Regions from separate parts of the Homo sapiens genome. Here region 2 is linked to region 1. A link is an interaction called in ENCODE POLR2A ChIA-PET data of the cell type or tissue named here. Cell type or tissue: MCF 10A. All regions are shown on one strand. Links, peaks and the distances in the headings refer to the core of each region. The heading gives the core; the rest is flanking DNA. Region 1 overlaps ARFIP1 (ARF interacting protein 1). Region 2 has its middle 22 kb from the start of TRIM2.

Evidence for each region. ChIA-PET counts read pairs that join two places held together with the same protein. Peaks named below come from ENCODE experiments on the same cell type or tissue, not always from the same donor. Only the 100,000 strongest peaks of a DNase experiment are listed, where the experiment ranks them.
Region 2: POLR2A ChIA-PET joins it to region 1 with 5 read pairs; 2 of 35 experiments call an interaction of 5 or more read pairs at or near these places.

The regions. Positions count from the first base shown.
Region 1 is chr4:152,891,528-152,899,862 of GRCh38, reverse strand. All of the region lies in intron 8 of ARFIP1 (ARF interacting protein 1), which reads right to left. Among named protein-coding and RNA genes, the nearest start is that of FHDC1, 41 kb to the left of the region's middle. In MCF 10A, for the core only: no CTCF peak of the experiment used is centred there; a DNase peak (open chromatin) is centred at 5,092.
Region 2 is chr4:153,178,110-153,186,444 of GRCh38, reverse strand. It overlaps a transcript of TRIM2 not described here. Among named protein-coding and RNA genes, the nearest start is that of TRIM2, 22 kb to the left of the region's middle. In MCF 10A, for the core only: no CTCF peak of the experiment used is centred there; DNase peaks (open chromatin) are centred at 4,564 and 4,964.

The DNA.
Region 1 (8,335 bases), core at 325-8,324:
ATCTAGATCACATATTATACAGATATAGGTATTATATATATAAAAATCCTTATAGCAACTTTCCTCCATTTACAGATTATAGTACTCAAAGATTAGTGTCCACTGACTAACTCAATACTCAATGTAGGAAGGCCGTGCTCCATGGAGCACCTCTAGGGGCAAAAACCGACTAGCAGGCAATCACAACATAGTATGTTATGTGCTTTAACTGGAGAAAGGCCTGGGCACTATGGGGAGGAGGAAGGGATGAACACACTTTCAAGTTGGCAGAGAAAATATAAAGTATCATAACTTCCCATCTGATCTCCGAGTCCAAAATCAATTTAGGTACAAAAGGGTAGGTAAGGAATTGGGTATTTCATTTCATCAATTAGATGAGAGATATAAAGTTATCTCAAAAAAAGTTGGGAGATCGTTATTAACCTAACAGAGAAGTTTGACAATCATGGGCTTGACAGCACTGAATCCTCTTTACAAAACCACACAGAAGTCCATAGTTACAGTTAGGGGTAGTGAGATCCCAGGAATAGCATGCAAGGTCATAGGGAATAGAAAGAGGAGGGGATCCCACCAATGTTTTCTTTTTTTACCCATCCTATAACTTCTCTCAGATCTTTACCCCATTCCTGATCTCAAGTTCAGAATTAGTCCCTGTCCCTTGAGGTACTCACAAAATCCCTATGAAATCCAAAAAAAAGGGATACATATGTAGGCAGATGTTGGAGGGGGTGGAGGGAATCACTGAATTCCATATTTAGATAACAAGAAACAGAAAGCTCAGGTATCCAGATCTGCTGGAGCTATCTGGTAAGTGACGAAATGGGGCCAAGTCACCGCAGGGATCAGCAGACCCTGTGCTCACCAGCTTTTGGACACTGGGCAATAGGAACTAGTCAAACCAATGGCCCATCCAATGGAAAAGCCTTATCAAAATTTGTTAGGACAAAACAATTACTCTTCTTTTCAAAAAGCCTGTAAGTAGTAATAGTATGCTGTGCTTCAAGAAGGGAACAGATGATTCAACAGAAGTTTACAAATCACTTAAACATATGATCCAGGGTTTCTCCAAGAATTTTTTTCCTGACTCTTTCCTGCCTATGCACATGTTACCCATTCTTGTGTGGTCCTGCTCAAGTCAAACTGCCTAGCTTACCAGGTACTTTGAGCCCACACTAACATTTTTCTTCATCAAATTCTGTATTTCTTTCTCATGTTTAAGTTAGCATTTTATATATAATTGATTTTATTTAAATTCCTCCTTTAGACTGTAAGTTGCCTCTCCGTAGGCAGTCTGTGATAATACCTTATATAGTACTTTAGGATCAGGCATAATTGCACAAAACAAGCACCTTAAAAAACTTAAGGTGAATTTTTAAAAAAGCATCTTTGAAAATTTAAGGGAAGAAATAAGGATAGAAAATCAGGATGTTATTAAGTTTATGAGGAATGAGGAAAAAAGTTATGAATGTTTTAATCTAACACAGCAAAGTATAGATAAGTCATGGAAGGAAATTATGGTCAACATGAAAACGCTGAGTCATTACTGAGAGAATTTCAAGAAAAGGTTAAAAAGAACATTGCAGCCGGGCGCAGTGGCTCACACCTGTAATCCCAGCACTTTGGGAGGGCGAGGCGGGTGGATCACAAGGTCAGGAGTTCAAGACCAGCCTGGCCAAGATGGTGAAACCCCATCTCTACTAAAAATCCAAAAACTTAGCTGGGCGTTGTGGTGGGCGCCTGTAATCCCAGCCACTCAGGAGGCTGAGGCAGAGAATTGCTTGAACCCGGGAGGCGGAGGTTGCAGTGAGCCGAGATTGCGCCACTGCACTCCAGCCTGGGCGACAGAGCGAGACTCGTCTCAAAAAAAAAAAAAAAAAAAGAACATTGCAAAGTCAAATTCTTAAACACTGCTAGTGTCTTCTGAGACTTTACTCAGAAATGCTAATTAAAGGTTTTACTTTTAAGCAAACTGAAGGAACCATAACTACTAAGAACTAAAAAAGTATAGCAAAGTCACAGCCATAAGCACCCAGTACCATCATCAACAGCACAACCAATGCAGTTATTAGTGATCTGTTCAAGTATCACATTGATCACTTAAAAACTCACCTTTATCACAAACCTGGCAAATCAAGTTGGATAATACCCAAGGCTGGCAAAATAAGTGAAATGTGGATCTGAAGAGCACACATGTATATCAACCATTAGAACAGATACATCACAGCAATAATGATTAAAAAGTAAATTTTTAAAGTGAATTCTTTTCATTCAAAGTGAAAGGAACAATTCCCTCACCTCCAACATATACAGCAGAATAAGAAACTCTAATCCTACTCTATAGTAAGTTGATAGCTTCTGACCAAAAAGGGTTAGAAAATATGTAAGTACCTTATGATTGCCAAAAAAGAACCAAGTCTATAAGAACAGTAATTCATAATTATAAAGCTATCCTTCCTGGAAAGCTTTTCAATACTGTATACAAAATATCCCTCCCTTACAAAAATTGTCATGCCGGAATCTTAGCATAACTGGTAAAAAAAAAAAACTATATGAATTGGTTAGCTAGGTGTGCTTCTCCCCAGCACCCACTCAGGCTTTCATCCCTACTCACTCTTCAACAATTACAATTACCTTGATTTATTCCAAACAGGTATGGGTTGGATGAGTCTAGTTTAAAAATCAACCTACAACTCACAATTCTTTTTGGTTGTATGGTTTATATAAAGACAGTTAATTTCTGCCTCATTTCTAAAGAGAGAAAGGAGGCAATGCAAACCACAAGCAAATTTTTCCTCTTCCATGTGTGTTTAAAAAGACAAACCACTAACAGCAGCAAATGTTGCACCATATGTTAAGATATTTTCTTCTGTAAATGAAAGGTACGATATTGCACTATTTCTACTCTGTCATTTAAGAATGATGTTGCAACAGAACTCACATTCTAAGTTAACTTTTTCTATTCTCACCAACACAGAATTAATCATCTAATTTTGAGCTAAGAGGAAAATTAAAGACTATATTTGGGAAATACATGTCTATTTTAAGTCTCATTTTGGAAAAAAAGATAAGGCACAGTATTTAAGAAACATTTTCTAGCTAACTTTTTTTTTTTTAGCTAACTTAATTTTCCTATCTTTTTAAAAGTATTATTTTTCTGAATAGGTAAGACATATATGTGGTTCAAAATTAAAGATATAAAAAGTATACAGTGAGAGGTTTCATTTTCATTCCTGTTTCCATTCACCCTGTTCCCTCTATAGGTAACTGATTTTATTAATCCTTCCCGTTTTTCTTTGTGCAAATACAAGAAAATATGATTATACATTCTTCCTTCTTTTCTTACATACAAGATACTGTACAATAAACACTACTTTGTGCTTTGCTATTTTCATTTAATTGTCTGTCCTGAGGAGTTTTCTATCATTAGCATTCTCATTTTTTTAAATAGCTGCAAAGTATTTCACTGTATGAAAAAACCAGTTTATTCAATTAGTCCTTTACTGCTGAACCATTGAGTTCTTTCTCATCTGTAGAAATAACAAGTGATGCTGCAATGAATAACCTTGTACCTATGTTATTTCACCTTTGTGTAGGCCCTAAACTACCTCTCCAGCTTCATCCAGTGCTATTTCTCCCCTGTTCCCATTATGCTCTGGCCTCACTGACCGTCAACATATGCTGTTTCTTCTAATTAAAATCTCCTTCCATCACATACCTTTACCTTACTCCTCTCTCTTTCTATCTCGGCCCCAATATCACTGCCTCAGGGAAGCCTTCCATGATACCCCAGCCCCTCCCCCGCAACACACACACCTGGCCAAGTCCTCTGTATACACACATGACATTTCTATTTTCCCTTCATCACACTTACCACAGCTTGTATTTACGTAATTGTTTGGTTAATGCCTATCTGTCTTACTTGACTATAAGCTCTATGAGTGTAAGACCATTATACCTCTATCACCTAACTCAGTGACTGGCATATAAAAAGCAATCCACAAGATCTGGCATGGCAGCTCACGCCTATAATCCTAGCTCTTTGGGAGGCTGAGGCAGAAGGACTGCTTGAGGCCAGGAGTTTGAAAACAGCCTGGGCAACATAGTGAAACTCTGTCTCTACAAAAAAATTAAAAAATTATCCAGGCCTAGCAGCACATGCCTGTCATCCCATCTACTCTAAAGCCTGAGGTGGGAGGAGTGCTTGAGCCTGGGAGGTAGAGGCTGCAGTGAGCCATGATCACACCACTATACTCTAGCCTGGATGACAGAACAACACCCTATCTCAAAAAAAAAAAAAAAAAAAAAAAAAAAGGCCAAGTGCAGTGGCATGTACCAGTAGTCTCAGTTACTTGGAAGGCTGAGGTAGGAGGATCATTTATGGCCAGGAGTTCAAGACTACAGTAAGCTATGACTGCACCACTGCACTCCAGCCTGGGCAACACAGTGAGACCCTGTCTCAAATAACTAAATAAATACAAATAAAAAGACCACTCCATCAATATTTGCTGAATAAAGGAATAAAATGTGAAAGGTGCTAATTATGCATCAGTCTGTGTTACTGTTTTACCTATATTTGTTTTACCTTTTAAATATCTCCTGAAGCCTTCAGTTCACTCCATTTCCACTATCACTATTGTAATCCAACTTCCTACCATTTCTTGTCTAAGCCACTATACTTACTCTTAGGCCCTACTAAGATCTATCCTCCATATTTTAGACCTATCATTTGCTAAGAATTATTTCAAGGGCTTCCCACTGATATTAAACTTTTCCCTAATATGGCCTATCAGGGCTACATAGTCTGGCCACCACTTACCTATCCAGCTGTCTCCCTATGCTCTGGTCAAACTGGCTCTAGTTACATTCATTCTTTCACCATACCACACCCTCTCCTGCCACAAGGCAGTTGCACATGCTGGTATTTCTTCCTGGAATACTCTCTGGTTCTCAGTTTCTCACTTTCTCAACATTAAGTGATGTTAGTGTTCGGCATCACTCCCTCATGAAGGCCTTCCCCAACCACTCTTAAGTGACCATGTACCTTCCCTTGAGAGCACCAGTCACAGCCAAAATTAAGTCTGGAATTAAAGTTGCATGAATAAGAGAATGACTCACAGAATCCAAATGTATGTAATAATATTTGGCACAGTGTTGAAAGGCAGGTTCTTTTGTGTCCAGCACTATGAACTCCCTGGTTGCTTGTTATGCTTACAGACATCAATCCATAAATGCTTATTTTAAAATTTAGAACCAGGTAGTTCTTTCACCTATATAACTTAATCTCACTTTCCCTAGGAGCACACACCAAGAAGTACTACTGTTTTTGCTTTAGAAGTAAAGGTGACATTAAGTCACTGGCATGAATATTTTTAAAGTACTCAAGAAGAAATAGGGGTTCTTTTTCTTTTGACAATGGGAAAAGAGATTTCAAGAATGTATCTATCTCCTTGTGCACATTAGGTATTAACATGCTCCTTAAACTTTGGCAACAAGTATCTATTTTTTAAATTCTGAGGTTTATATTTTTTCCTCTCAAAGAGAAGTTTTAGTAAGCAAAGAATACTTCTGCCCTCAAAGCTTTTCCAAACCTTTAGTGTATTTTTACAAAAAAGTACTAGGCTTTGAGCATTTTTTTCTTTCTTTTTTTTTTTTTTTGAGACAGAGTCTCGCTCTGTCATCTAGGCTGGAGTGTAGTGGCGCGATCTCGGCTCACTGCAACCTCCGCCTCCCAGGTTCAAATGATTCTCCTGCCTCAGCCTTGGGAGTAGCTGGAATTATGGGCACGCTAGGCTAATTTTTGTATTTTTAGTAGAGACGAGGTTTCACCATGTTGGCCAGGCTGGTTTCAAACTCCTGACCTCAAGTGATCCGTCCACCTCGGCCTCCCAAAGTGCTAGGATTACAGGCGTCTTAAATAATATATTAGAAAAGAAATCCTAATATACAGGAATGTTACTGTATTGTGATTATATATGAAACACTGTGAGTGAAAACAACAGTTTTCATATCAATCTAAGATTAGGAATGACTATAAATTTTAAGAAATTTTTTTAAATTAAGTAGCTATATAAATCAAATATGTGTCCAGGATAGATCCCAAGTCTGGTTCATCTTCTTCTGCCTCCTCTGTCATCCTTTAAGTCACTAAAATATAACATAATAATGAAACAAACCTGCATTTAATAGTTATAGCTAATTTGACATTACCTTAGAGTAGGAGTGTATTTTACACTTCTTAAAATAAGAATAAAACCCTTGCTTTTTATATTTATACCCCAAACTGCTTTGTTGAATCTTCTGATACATTCAGATCCCACTCCCAATATATTCATTGCCCTTGAGATTTATCATTCCCAAGTTAAATTAGTCACCTTAAAGAAAAAATTAACCTTCAACTATTTTTTCACATCTTTATACTTCCAAGCCACATAAAAAGCTATCTAAAAAAAAAACATGAGTTGCTTACATTGATCTGCATATTTTTCTTTAACTTTTTGCCTCCTCTTTCTATGCAAACAGAAAACATTGCAGAAAACAGAAGCATTTCTGAGAGACTATGCTTTGGCCTCATGAAAGCAAAGAGTGAGGTAATCAGGATTCTGCCTTTTATCCTCTCCGAGTTGACTTTCATTCACTTCCTTCTCCTTCCAATCCCTGTAGTGCGCCTCTAATTCTGGGAAGAAGGCAAACATGCACTTGCTGAATGAGTACTATATACCTGCACCATTGCTAGGCTTTATGAGGGCTGTAAAAGAAAGCATGGTATCTACTCTCACAAAGTCTACAAAGCACCAGAAATGTCTATTATTCTTTCTCTTTACTAAACTAGCCTATGTTTTGTTTTGAACTCTGAAAGAAACAATAACAGGTAAACAAACTGCCTTAAGTCACAAAATAGCTCAAGTTACATTATTTAAAGGTCTCAAAAAGAAGAAATACTGATGAAAGGAGAAATATCAGAAGACAAATGAGCTATGTCTTTACTGCTACACAACTCAATGTGGTTTAGTAAACAAAGAAGAGAATATCAGAGATGAATAAGGATTGTTTAGGTTAAAGGCAAACACAACTAAATCACGGGGTGAAGAGACAGAAAATACGAACTATAACTAGTAGAACAACACATGTTTTTCATTAAGGGTAAATGACAAATACCCTTAGGTGCATTTATCACACATATATGCAGAAATGTGAGTATTTTACATACCTTACCTCTTTCTTTTGCCATACGGAAGAAAGGCTAGACTAAGTACATATAAACACATCAATTTTATAGCTAAGAACCTAACTCCTGATCTGTCTCAAAATTTTAAAAAAGTTCTAAGAGGGAACAAAGAAAAACACTAAATGCTAAAGCTTATTACTATAGTCACACGGCTGGCTTTTAGTCCCATACTCAAGGACTACTTGCTTTTACTTTATGCCCTATTCTCGTTGTTTGGTTATCTGGCTTCTCATTTTAGAAGAGAAGTGTTATGAAAAGATATTCCAAAAGTCATGACATGAGAACCAAAAGAAAGCCAAAAAGAGAGACAGAGAGAGAGAAAAGCTGCAAAAACAGGTGTATATACTGCAGTACTCTTTAGGACATTATCAAATTACAGAACAGCACATTCATTGATGTTTCATTTCTTCCTGTTAAGAAATAGGATGACTAGCAGGATGTGGTGGCATGCGCCTGTAGTCCCAGCTGCTTGGGAGGCTGAGGTGGGAAAACTGCTTGAGTCCAGAAGTTCAAATCTAACCTGGGCCACATAGTGAGAGCCAGTATCTTTAAAAAAAAGCAGAGGATGGTGAGTGGTTGGGGGGAAGAAATAGGAAAAGTATACTATGTTTTCTTCAAATTAAAGTGTTGGGCCTGGTGCAGTGGCTCATGCCTGTAATCCCAGCACTTTGGGAGGCCAAGGTGGGTGGATCACCTGAGCTCAGGAGTTCAAGACCAGCCTGGCCAACATGGTGAAACCTGTTTCTACTAGAAAAAAAAAAAATTAACTGGGCATGATGGCACGCACCTGTAATTCCAGCTACAGAGAGGCTGAGGCAAGAGAACTGCTTGAACCCAGGTGGTGGAGGTTGCAGTAAGCAGAGATTACATCACTGCACTCCAGCCTGGGCAACATAGCGAGACTCCTTCTCAAACAAAAACAAGAAACAAACAAACGAACAAACAAATTAAAGTGCTAAGTAGATTACCTGGCAACCACACATAAAAGAGATGTTGAGGTACAAATTCACCTAGTTTAACAAAAGAACAAAAAACCTAGACTTGAGGCATTTCAAATTACCAAGAAAGCAAACAGGGATGACAGTTCCTAGGCTAAAAACCTGCTTTTCC
Region 2 (8,335 bases), core at 254-8,253, 290 kb before region 1:
CGCTATTTCCTAGAAAGTCTCTTAAATGCCCTCCATATTTCTTCTGATTTTTTTAAAGCACGATATTCTAAAGACATTCACATCCCACCTTTAATCTCTAGTTAAAGTTAGCTTCACCAAATCACAGAATGTTAGGGCTGAATGTAACCTAAGAGATCATTACGTCACAGATAAGTAAACTGAGACCCAAGGAGGAAAAGTGACCCAGTTCCCAGCACTCAGACCACGCCCCGACGCTCACTCAGGCTGCCATGAGGTTTTTCAGCCTGGGCACTGCTGATGTTGTGGGACAGATGATTCTTTGTGGTGGGGGTCTGTGCTGTGCATTGCAGGATGTGTACCAGCCTCCCTGGCCTCTACCCACTCGATACCAGTAGCATTTCCCCCACCTTAGTTGTGAGAACCAACAATGTCTCTAGACATTGCCAAATTTTCCCTTGGGGGCAAAATCACCCCTGGTCTAGCAATTTCCTCAGCCCCCTGCCCACAGGAGCAGTCAGCAATAGTTGTCTGGAAAGTGCACTTTACTCTGTTCATGTCTCCTAATCAGCTGCTAATTGAACCCAGTCTTTCTTATCAAACTCCTCCTCAGGGAGAGAGAAGCCCTGGCAGGTTAACTGGCCCCCAGGAATCATGAAACCATCTTCTGGTTTCTCAGTGCTCCTCATGGAACCTCTCTTGTGTATGTCCTGTCTCCCCAGCTCCTTCCTAAGCTCCCCAGAGATAGAGGCATCTCCTCCCTGATGGGCACAATTTATCCCAGGGTTCCTACTGCTTACGTGGAGGGACAAAGCAGAAACTCAATAAATGCTACTGGCTACACAGCTCCTCAGTGAGACCTGGCTCTTTTCAAACACAAAGGCACAGCTGCTGAGATCACACATGAAAATATCAGAGCCAATAAAAAAGGAGTATTCCTCAGAAAATGACAGATTGGCAGTCCCTGCTGTGGCTCAAGATCCACTCATCACACCGAGACATGCAGTAGGCTGTGCAGAGTATGATCAAGCCTCTGCTTTATTGAAGTAAGGTTGAAACTGAGTAAACATGGTGTAAAAAGGCCAATGCAGTGAAAATCAAAATATTCCTGAGATTTCCAAATTTATGAACTGAGTGAATAGCTCTCTGACGGGGAGCCTGTCATGTAAGAAGCTAACACTTATTGGGCGATCTACTGGCCAGTAGGGTTTCTTTGTGTGTGTGGAAAGAAAGAATAAACTCTGCTCTTGGGGAACCACAATCACAATGAAAACAACTCATTCATTCATTCATTCACTCACTCATTTGTTTTGGAATTCATTCAATACATACACAGGAAGAATGCGTTAAAAAGAATACAAAGGGCAAATCACTGTGGAACGATGCTGCTGAAAGAATGTCGAGATTCCTGTCTGGGGAACTTGTCCTAGAAAACGGTATCTGGAAATGGAATAGGACACAATTTGACTCTAAAAAGAAGAAATGGCATTCCCCACAGGGAAAACGTTGTTGTTGTTTTGAGACAGAGTCTCACTCTGTCACCCAGGCTGGAGTGCAGTGGTATGGTCTCAGTGGTATGGTCTGTGGCTGCTCCAGATGGAAATGTGTCACCAGGCATGAAGGTGGCAGCAGAACATGTGCTTTCCTTCTGATGAGGTTTCTCGTATCTGAGAGACCCTACTCCACTTCCCAAAGACAGGATAAAAGCAGCAGTATTGATGGTGATTTCCCAATGAACTCTGAAGACTGAGTTTTCCAATATGCACAGTGGAATATCACTTTAAGGACAATTCCAGGTGAGCAAAACTGAATTCAACCATTCTCATATCTGGTATGAAAAGCCAGGCCACACTGGGGAGACTGGACTGGGGCTCTGTTCAGAGTGCTCAGAGGACTTCTTGTCACTTAAGCTACCCTTTACCCTACTTGTTATGAACCGAATGTTTGTGTCAACTCTAAATGCATCCATTGAAACCCTAGCCCCCAATGTGGCTGTATTTGGATATGAGGCCTCTAAGGAAGTAATTAAGTTAAACGAGGTCATAAGGCTGGACCCTGGTTTGACAGAATTAGTGTCCTTATAAGAAGAGCCATCAGAGCATGTGTTCTCTCTCTCTCCACGTGTGCACATCAAGGAAAGGCCATGTAAGCACATAGTCAGAAGACAGCTGTCTGCAAGCCAGGAAATGAGCCCTCATCAGGAACCAACCACACTGACACCCTGACCTTCGACTTCCAGCCTCCAAAACTGTGAGAAAATAAATTTCTGTTGTTGAAGACACCCAGTCCATGGTATTTTGCTATGGCAGCCCGAGCAGACTAAGACACCCTGTCTCCCCCATGAGCTAGAATCCCTGCCCAAGGTAAAGACCCTTGGTTCACCCATGCCCTTCAGGAAGCTCATCCCCATGCAGCTTAGCCTTCCACTGCTGCAGACATTACATTCTTGGGTAGTGCTACATGCTTCACCTTTGTCCTCCCATTTAATCCCTATGAGGTAGGCAATATTACCTTAATTTCCCAGAGGAGGAAGCCAAAGCTCAGAAAAGTTAAGACACTTACCCAGTTTAAGACTGACTAAGTAGAGGAGCTAGAACTGGAACACAGGTCTGCAAGGAGATTGTCTCCCTTACACCTACAAGGGATCCTAATCTCTGTTCAGTGTGGTCTAGCTTTTCCTTCAGTGGGTCCCCTGGGCTCTTTCTAACCCTTAGCAAAGCCCCTGCACTCCAGGCCTCCTCCTTTGGCCAAACTTCTTACACACTGGTACAAACTCAGATACACTGATCTGATGTCTTGAACCCAGCCCGTCCTCTCATATGAGTTTCAGCCTCTGCTCATCCCTGCACAACCATGCCTGGGGATATTATCTGCTTGCTTCTCAGGTTCAGCTGTGCTCCAGAACCTGGTCCCATAGCACCCTTCCTCCTTTGTCTATGGCCCTCTGGGCAATCATGCCCCACTCCTTGGGTGTCGCTCAGGTTCCCACACCTGTGCTCAGAGCTGGAGCCTCAGACATGCTCCACATCGCTGCTCCAACCCTTGTCACTCTCTTAAAGCAGCTGTTCTCCGCCCCTCAGCAGAGGACTTTTTCTTCTACTTCACAATACATGCCTTCAAGGAACATTTATCATTCAGCTGGGCACTGGGCTTTATCATGGGGAATGTGAAATAATGCAACTGTCAAATCATCAAAGCAGGTACAAGGAGGAGAAGCAGCCCATGCATCACTGCCCAGTGCTGGTGCAGACCACGACAGCTGTGTGTTCAGAGGAGAGAGGCAGCTCTGCACTGGCAAGACATGAGAGGCCTTGGAGGAAGTGGACTATGGCAGGGTCAGTCAGTGGATCACAGGCTTTGAGGCTAAACACACCAGCCCACACTTCCTATTCAGCCACTCATTCATTCATTCATTTATTCATTCTTTCATTCATCAAATCTTTAGTATGTTCCAAGTGCTATGCTAGGTGATACAGCAGTGAACAAGCACCCGGGGGAAATTAGACAATAAACAAATAAGGTCACGGCCTGGGACAGTGGCTCTGAAGGAATAACTGGGGTATTGGGATAGAGGGTCCCAGGGAAAAGGCATTTGAGAAGGTGGGTAGAGCATCTTAGACAGGGGAAAGGAACAAGTGCAATAGCCCCCAGGTAGGGAAGCACTTTTAGAGACTAAGGAACAAAAAGGGGAATGACGGGGCTGGGAGAATCTAAGTAACATTTTAAATAATTTAACCCAAGTATTAGGTTATTCTGAAACACCTAACAGATTTTAGGAGAAATCCATAAGATCATAAAATGAGCCATTCCATATTTGTGTGCACCCTAAATACTGAAATGAACTCTTGTTTATGGTTTGAATACTGAGTGGTTCCTGCTGCAGGGCAGGCACTGTGCTCACAGCTTTTATTTATATGAATCAGCTCACTTAGCCCTAATAACAATCCCATGGGGTGTGTACTATTTACAAATGAGGAAACCGAGTCACGGGCAACATGTTGCCCAAGGTCACAGAGCTGAGAAGTGGGGTCAGTGGGCGTGAGCTGTGCAGGTGGACTCTACGGTGGTGTTCAGCTGAGACACCACACACCTCTCAGGACTCTTTTTCCCAAGGTCCCATTTGTGGGCAATTACATCAAGGAGCCTGGTTGGACCCCAGTCTCTTCACTTGCCATTTCCAGGCACTACAATAACAAAAATACCTAGCATCTGCAGATCCAATGGTATCTGGCTACAGCCTTAGGAGGTGCCCCTCCTTGGCGCTCTTACCCCTTCTGGCTTCATTTCTGGTTCTGATTCTGAAGCAAAGAGCTTCTTCCTCACCTCCCCTCTACCACATCTTATCTCTCTGAGGGCCTCAGTTTCCTCATCTGTAAAATGGGCTGCTTGGGCACTCGGTAGACTGAGATGGGTGGGGAGCCTCATGCATCTTGTTCCCTTAAAATATGAAGAAAGCATCAGAGTTGAGGGTGGAGTAAAGCTGTTCATTAGGACCCAGTCACGTCTTTTTCTAGAACACACCCATTTCTAAAAGCAAAGTGTTCCATTGCCAGGCCCTCAGGGTAGGAACCTCTGTCTTCTGACTCCTGTGAGGCACCCGCCCTGGCACACAGCCCCCTCCTGAGTCATCTGGGGAGACATGAGCTGGGCCAAGAAAGGGGCAAGGCAGGGAACGGGCACCCAACGATCCTGAGTAGAGGGGATGCCTTTCACCTGCCCACCTCCAGCCCAGGTGTACAAGGCTGCTGGGATGAGTCCACACGAGACAAGAAGGGCCCTGGGGACTCATCGCTGCCACATCCCACCTCCTGTGCTCTGAGCGTGTCTAGCCCTATGCCCCATACATACATCTCATCCCTGGCGCATGAGGGAAGGTTGAACGCCAGAGCTGTCTTCAGCCTGGGAGGTGGCAGCATGTGTGGTCATGAGCCTCTCATGGCCTAGAAGGTCTCTGTGTGTCTCCCTGGCCTGTCCCCTGGGGCAAGGAGGGCAAGTGAGCCTTCATTCTGCTCAAATGGTGACTCAGCCTGACACAGAACCTGGCCATCACATGGTCGCTGCCTTGTTTATTGGAACCATTCCCCTCTCCTGAAACTGTGACCAGGGCCCACAGGGCCTCCAGAACTGTCTTCGTTTCCTGCCTGCCTTTGAAAGGCTTTCTAGAGAGCAGGAGAGCACAGTTAAATGCTAAATGCCTGCACTGAATCCCACCTGTTCTGTGAGACCTGGACAAGTCATGGAGCTGCTATGGGCCTCAATTTCATCATCTGAAAAGATGGATTCAATAATGGTATCCACATCAAAGAGGTGTTAGGAGAATACATAAGTTCGTACTTAGAATCATGCCAGCTCATCCTGTGAGAGTTCTCTCTTTTTATCATTATTATTGGAATTACAAACACCCACCCTGAGGTCCCACTCCTCAGCCCTTCTCACTTTTCTATATGCAAGGTGGGCTCACCAACCCCTGCTGGGGCTCTTTGTGACACTTGGGACAAGTGTATAGGCAATCTCTTTGAGGGCAGGGGCTTCCCCAGCACTCAGGACAATGCCTGGCACAAGCAGGCACTTAATAGATATTTATAGTATGAATGGATGGGTGGATGGAGTGCTCTGTGGGATGCCCACAGGAGTTGGCAGAGGAGTGTTAGTACTTTTCCCAAGGGACTCTTAAAAATATTTCTAGGTGGCCAGGTGCTGTGGCTCAGGCCTGTAATCCCAGCACTTCGGGAGGCTGAGGCGGGCAGATCACTTGAGCTCAGGAGTAGGAGACCAACCTGGCCAACATGGCGAAACACCCTCTCTACCCAAAATACAAAAATTAGCTGAGCGTGGTGGCACACGCCTGTGATCCCAGCTACTTGGGAGGCTGAGGCAGGAGAATCACTTGAACCCGGGAGGTGGAGTTTGCAGTGAGCCAAGATTGCGCAGCAAGACTCTGTCTCAAAAAACAAACAAATAAACAAACAAAAATATTTGTAGGTAAGATGGCAACTGGGAAAACGTGCCTTTCACAGGCTGTGTGCCCTGACAGCTAAGCCTCAGGACCAGGGGGTTCAAGGCTCTGTCTCTGGCAGGTCCCAATTAGCTGCATGACCCCAGGCTGTCGAGAACCTTGTTTTTCCTGGCAAAAATACTAACACCTAGGAGTATTGTAAAAATTAATGAGACAGCATGTGAAATGTGCCATGAGCATCACAAAAGAGAGCCTGACATTACTACACAGCAAAATAATGAAAAATGTACCCAAAATGAGTAGAGTTAATGGGGCTGTTGATTTCTTGAAGGCAAATCATTCTGCCCGTTTAGTTAGCATCAGAGGCCAGGCTGCAGTGTTATCACTTGACTCTCCCAAGAGAAAGCAAATACATTTCATTCACTGCGGGTTGCATATGGAAGGTGAAAATATCTGTCCTCATCTTCTCACCAGCTCACATAAAACTCACTTGAGTACTGAATTCTGATAACTTGACATGGTTTAGACGAAAACTCCAGGCCTCCAATGCTTGGCCAATTAACCGTATAGATTTAGCAATAAAAATCTCACCATTAAAGATTGTCCTCCGTCTGGAGGGGCATCTTCAACACAGTGGCTGGATATCTAAATAGAGGCTCCCGTTGTGAGCCTCAGTAGGGCCACGACGGCCCAAGTGTCACACACACAGTGACTGCAGTCTAGCCTTGCCACAAATAAGGTGCTGATTTTCTAAACACCCCTTTAAAAACTCTCAGGTGTCAATACACCTCCCCCCTTGAGAGTGCAGCTTCCATTTGCTTTCACATTCAGCCACGTGAAAAAAATCTTGTCATTATGCGTAAACAGTGACTTAAGTGCCTGTTCTGTGAAATACCCAGAACCCAGAATCCCTGCTCCAGAATAAAAGCTAAAGTCTGTGCAGTGCGGGCTTCAAGATCCAAAAGCGTGTCTTGGTACGGCATTTTCCAAGGGAGGCTCCTACTTGCAGGAGTGAAGCAGGTAGGTGGCAACAGAGGAAAAAAGTTGGGGAAATAAGTCTGGGAGGCTGTGAATTAAATAGACATCTTTTTGCAGGACTTCTCAGAGCTTTTATTTTATTAATAATCAAATAATAATATTTAACATTAAATATTAATTTTAATATCAATAAAATAATTTATTAAATACTTTAAAATTTATTTTAACATAAATTTAAGTATTAATATTAATAAATTAATTTTATTATTAAGTAGGTATTTACTTAACATTATTTATTTTAAAAATAAAATTAATGTATTAATATCAAAATTGCTATTAACAAATTACTGTTAATATTTGATATTAATTAACAATTAATTAATGGCTGGAGTGCAGTGGTGAGATCATGACTCACTGCAGCTTTGACCTTCACCAGCCTCAGTCTCCCAAGTAGCTGGGACCACAAGTAAGTGCCACCATACCTGGGCTAATTTTTAAATTTTTTGTAGAGATGAGGTCTCACTGTGTTTGTTGCCCAGGCTAGTCTCAAACTCCTGAGCTCAAGCCATCCTCCTACCTTGGCCTCCCAAAGTGTTGGAGCTTGAGACCTGACAACTTTCAGAAAACTTCTGGCAGATTCCTTTTACTTGAAGAGAAGTAAATTTTACTCTTGATTAAGCTACTGTCATGTGTTTTCTGTGACAGCTGCATTAAGTCTTAACTAATATAATAAATAGCACATAAAATTTTTCTTATTGGGAAATAATTTTAAACTTACAGAAAAGTTGCAGGAACAGAGGGCCTCTCAGAGCCTTTAAAGTATTAATGTGCATTGTGAATCTCTAAGAGAAGGCTACAGGATGCATGAGTCTCAAATTTTTTTGACCAGGAGTCATTCTGTATTATCCCCTGCCTTAAAGCCAACATCTCAAGGAACCAAAAACACTGTTTATTATCTAGCATAGTGAGCTTTTCAACAAAACAGGCATTTTTACCCTCTCTCAAACTGCAAAATAAGTGTGACTTCTGTTTCACTATAAGCACAGGAGGCAGCCAGAAGGCACAAGAGCCTTCATTCTGACTCAAGGTATTCTCTTCAGTTTTGTTTTCTTTTTTAATCGTTTGTTCTCTTAGACAAAAGCCACGTGAGGGATTAACCTTCAAGTACAGTAACTGGTCATCGACAAGTGGATCTCCTACAGTCCACAGAGTTCGGCGTGGGGTTGGGGCGCTGGGGGTGCATGCTTGAGATGGCAGGAGGTTACGGAACCTACAGCCTGCACATCAGCCCCTGTGCTAACCGAGCTGCATTACGAGACAGGGCCAGCCTGACCTCTCAGTGGGGCTCTTGGGTCCCAGATTTTATGGAGGCTGCCAGGAGCCAAACTGTCTTCTGAAGAGAACTTGATTTGATAGAAACTG